2 separate regions of the Homo sapiens genome follow, and region 2 is linked to region 1. A link is an interaction called in ENCODE POLR2A ChIA-PET data of the cell type or tissue named here. Cell type or tissue: HCT116. All regions are shown on one strand.

Region 1 (2,500 bases):
AACACCCCACAAAAACTGTATTTCATTCAAACATAATCTGTTTTAGAGTCTCCAATTCATAGATATTTAAGTCATCTCTGTTTTTGCTATTTCTTATTCAATGATGGAAATCTTTGTACATAAATTGTTGTACATAAATCTTTGTACATAAATCTTTGCATATGTGTCAAAAATATGTATAGAGTATGATCCTAGGAAGGAAATTGTTGAAGCCTTTGATTTCTTATCCAACTCTAACCCTTCCTATTTCCCTCTCTTCATTTTTCCAATACAGTTATATAAATTGCTTACTTGTCCAGGCGCAGTGGCTCATGCCTGTAATCCCAGCACTTTGGGAGGCCGAGGTGGGCGGATCACGAGGTCAGGAGATCAAGACCATCCTGGCTAACGTGGTGAAACCCTGTCTCTACTAAAAATACAAAAATTAGCTGGGCATGGTGGCATGCACCTGTAGTCCCAGCCACCCAGGGGACTGAGGCAGGAGAATTGCTTGAACCCAGGAGGCGGAGGTTGCAGTGAGCCGAGATTGTGCCACTGCACTCCAGCCTGGGCAACAGAGTGAGACTCCATCTCAAAAAAAAAAAAAAAAACAACTTAGTTAAGCCAAAAGTCAGTGTTTACATTTTTGTCACTATTAAATATTATTCACCACTGAACCAAATAGGATCTTGTCATCATATCTTCTTTCTTGTATAACCTTCTGCTTTTTCTGACATTAGTAATTGCTAATCCCCTTCATCACTGGCCAAATTGCTTAGTTTTCTACATACAATTACTATTTTTTTCTGTTCAAAGGATACTGGAGATTTGGCAAACTTTTGGTAATCCTTTTCCTCCAAATTCCCAAACACATTAAATAATTATTAAAGGTTGGGCATGGTGGCTTATGCCTGTAATCCCAGCACATTGGGAGGCCAAGGCAAGAGGACTGCATGAAGCCAGGAGTTCTAGAGCAGCGTGGGCAACATAAGGAGACCCCTCTACAAAAAATAAAAGCAAAAATAAGTTGGGTGTGGTGGTATGTGCCTCTAGTCCTAGTTACCTGGGAGGCTGAGGTGGGGGGATCACTTGAGCCCATGAGTTCCAGCCCATAGCAGTGGGCTATGATTGTGCCACTGCACCTCAGCATGGGTTGACAGAGACCTTGTCTCTAAAAATATATTATTATTATAATAATAATTAACAGTTATGTTTTTCTCCCTAGATAGCTCCCTTTTGTTCTTTCACAGCCTTCTGCCTTTGGGATGGCTGCTTGCTAGGTGTAATAGATGTTTTATTAGCAAGATATTTTCTCTCAGAATTTTGAGGGCATTGCCCTGTTGTCTTCTGGCATTTTGTATTGCTATTGAAAAGGCTGATGCCAGTCAGATTGCTGATCCATAAGGCAATATGTGACCTGGTTTTTCATTCTGGAAGTTTTTAGTATCTTTTCTTTATTTCCAGTATTCTAAAATTTTAAAATTAATTGCCTTAGAGAGTGTGGCAGAGACGGGTATTAGACCATCAAAAAAATGTCCTTCTTCCTTGGTGCAGAGTGGTTTAGAGGAAGCCTGTGCCTGGCACTGCTCAGCATTTCCCAGCCCCATTGCATTCAGGAAGAACCTTGTGACTGGTTCTTTCTAACAGAAGGAGTGTGAGCTGAACTGATGTGTGTCAGCTGAGGTGGTGGTGGTGGGGTCAAGGGCAGGGACTGGAGTGGAGGGCATGACAAGAAGGGATGCAGCTAGTTCAGGAAGACCAGTGTCAGAGGAGTCAGGGCCCAGGGATCCAAGGTCCATGTTAATGTTTCCACTCTATCCCCAGTGCCAGCCCTGCACCCCACTCCTGCCCCTGCTTGGTGCTCAATGACCCTGTGTCTGGCTTCTCTGGGGAGAACTGACTCTGTCTTATTCACTTCCCTTTCTCCAGGCTCTCAGGTAATTTTCTCTACTCTGATAAGTAAGTTGCTTCTCATTCTTTCCTTTTCCATCTTCCAAACACTTATTGAAATCCTTTTCTGTTATTCTCTTTATCTTTATGAATTTTATCGTTTTACTTCCCTTAACCGTCATTGTGATGGCTTGGGGAGTGTATTAGGTTCCAAGGGCTGCTGTGACACATTACCACAAAATTAGGGGCTTAACACAACAGAAATTTATTCTTTCACAGTTCTGGGGTCCAGAAATCTAAACTCAGTTTCATTAGGCCTAAATCAAGGTGTTGGCAGGGCCTCTTTCGGCTTCTGGTGGCTGCTGGCATTCCTTGGCTTGTGACTCCATCACTCCAGTTTCTGCATGATCACAATTTCCTCCTCCTCTTCTGTTGGTACCAAATCTCCTTCAGCCTCTCTCCTATAAGGACACTTGTGATTGTATTTAGGGCCCACCCAGATAATTCAGGATAACCATCCAAAGATCCTTGACTTAATTACATCTGCCACGTACTTGCCACATAAAGTAACATTCACAGATTCTGGAGATTAGGATGTAGACACATCTTTGGGAGCCATTATTTAGCCTAC
Region 2 (2,500 bases), 120 kb before region 1:
TGTGCTGGTTTTATTTAGCTTTTCCCTATTGATGTTTCATTTGTTCTTCAGGGATGGAGGTGAAGGAGATATGGAAGCAGAAAAAAAGAATCAAGATAATCTGGCCATATGCAAGTTGGGAGGGGGTGGGGAATGGTCTTCCTACTGAAAAATGGAATAAGTATACAGCAGATATTTAAACTGATTATAATATTTAAAACATGTTGTAGTTTACTGTACTCTGTGAGGCTCGTATCTCACATTTTATAAGAATCCTACCCTGACAATAGCCATCTCCAGCCAACACTTCATTCAAATAATACAAATGCCTTCAGCCCTTTACATTACTCAGTGATATCTAGTTTTTGTAGGCCTGTCTTGTCTCCTTTATGAAACCAGATCTTGCTGCTCCCCTAAATGCTGTTCATTTTAGAGGACCTCACTGGCCCATAGGCACACCACACATATTTTTATCTCTACATATTCATCTATGTTGGCTTCTTCTTCTGAACGTATCTCTTGCTCTCTCTAACCTTCAAGCTTCAGTCCCACTTTCCTCATGAAGTCTTTTGTGATTACTGTAACAATAGATGCAGATATTTTTATTTGGAGTTTGGGTTTGAAAACACTCATTTCAATGCAGTTGTTCTATTTCAAGGACATAAATCACATTAATAAACTATTATTCCTTGTATTAATATGCAAAAAATTACTTTAGAATATCTTACTTTTTAAAGATCAAATGGGTCTAATTACACTTTTCTTCCATGAATATTAAAAACATATCCAACTTAGTTTATAATAATATTAGGAATTATTATAATGGCTATTTTTTATTAAGTACCGGGTACTTTGCTAAATGCCTGTATACCACTGTCATGATTTCTTACAAAAACGCTTGAAGGTAAGAATATTATTTTCATAGTAAGAGCAAGGAAACACAGGCTCAAAATTATCTGTTCGATTGAGTGTTAGAAGAGGAGTCAAGCCCAGATTTATCTAGTTCCAAAGCCTGTGTTCTTTGTATGACACTAGCCAGCCTTGGTGCAGAATCTCCCACAGCTAACCTACAATTGGTACATAGGTATGTAACTCTAAACTGTAAACTTGGGGCTTTCAGTTTTCACATGTGGAAACAATTTTAGCCATACAAAAACGTGCAAAAATTATCAGTCATAATTCAATTTGGATGCCAATAATTTAAGAGCTTCAAAAACTACATGGAATAACCACTCATAGTGTATAAGGTCATTTTCATTGCCAAAAAACCCCTAGGTTATAAAAATTATAGGGAGTAAATATAGCCAAATATACCAAAGTATTGTAGGGAAAGAGGTCTCTTTGCTACTCTTTCCCAACTACTGTTCTTGCCCAAGAGAGTCTAGCAGCACAGGCAGCATACCTCTGGGCATTCTCCCAGGTATATCTGCTGGCTACTTTGCCAATGGGCTTAATCAAAATTGTTTCCACACATACAGCTGCCATTTCTCTCTCTCTGACCTGTAAAGCAGGGAATAAATGACTCAGCATGCCATTTCTGAAAGACTGCCAATTCCTAGGTGACTAGAATAATATATCTCCTAGGCATTCAAACTGAATAAAAGTTACTGAATTCCAACTGAGTATAAAGCAGTCAATAAATGCTTACTAATGAAGAGCTCTAACATTTATCCAGGAGAACTACGGATTATTGTGCCAAAAAAGAAACTTAAGTCTTCCACTTCCATCTAAGCCTTAGAGTAACTAAAATATAGCACCATTACCAAATGATACTAAGTAAACATACTACCTGTACTAGAAGCAATACAGTATTTCTCTATAAGCCATGAAATAAAGGATATATAGATAAATATAGTAAGTTGAGAATGTAAATAATATATCAACATTATGAATGAGCAGAACAGTTAGGCATACTATAGAGTGATGAGTATGAGATACAGGAACTGTATATAAAATAATTCCTCATTTATCTCATGCTAGAAAACCTTTAAGAGACAGTGAAATCTTTAAGACGATTTAAAAAAATTAAGTGGAAACTAAAAGAAGTCTTCCCTTTGACAGAGGGAAATGCAAGGCTATGTGTATAAGAATGTACTGTATAGAAAGTAAAGCCCAATAAAGAGTATTTTTAAAAAGCATTTAAGATTAGAACCACAATGTAATGCTACAGCACATGAGCACAATAAAAAAGGACATAGCCCATCAAAGTAACAATCCAACTCATTACTCTTTTTTTTATTTTTATTTTTAAGAGAAAGGGTTTTACTACACTGCATGTTGCCTGTTGCCCTGATTGTCTTCAAACTCCTGTACTCAAGCAATCCTCCTGCCTCAGCCTCCCAAGTAGCTGAGACTACAGGCACATGCCACCATCCTCAGCTCACCAACTCAGTATCTTTAATGATGGGATTAGTAATTACTGACAAGCTTCAAACCCATATAAAAAATGTTTTGTTATGTGGTTAACTTCTCTAAGGAAGATAATTTGAGTTAATATGACAAAATAGGTAAAAATCAATAA

The links. Peaks named below come from ENCODE experiments on the same cell type or tissue, not always from the same donor. Only the 100,000 strongest peaks of a DNase experiment are listed, where the experiment ranks them.
Region 2: POLR2A ChIA-PET joins it to region 1 with 10 read pairs; 5 of 35 experiments call an interaction of 5 or more read pairs at or near these places.

Annotation. Positions count from the first base shown.
Region 1 is chr11:110,369,674-110,372,173 of GRCh38, forward strand. The region is part of intron 2 of LINC02732 (long intergenic non-protein coding RNA 2732); the gene reads left to right. It overlaps LOC107984385 (a long non-coding RNA gene), which reads right to left. Exons shown (of 2, transcript XR_007062885.1): 2 at 2,111-2,496. Among named protein-coding and RNA genes, the nearest start is that of LINC02732, 16 kb to the left of the region's middle. In HCT116, no CTCF peak of the experiment used is centred here; no DNase peak of the experiment used is centred here.
Region 2 is chr11:110,250,572-110,253,071 of GRCh38, forward strand. All of the region lies in intron 9 of RDX (radixin), which reads right to left. Among named protein-coding and RNA genes, the nearest start is that of RDX, 45 kb to the right of the region's middle. In HCT116, no CTCF peak of the experiment used is centred here; a DNase peak (open chromatin) is centred at 1,500; H3K4me3 peaks cover 633 bases; H3K27ac peaks cover 1,652 bases.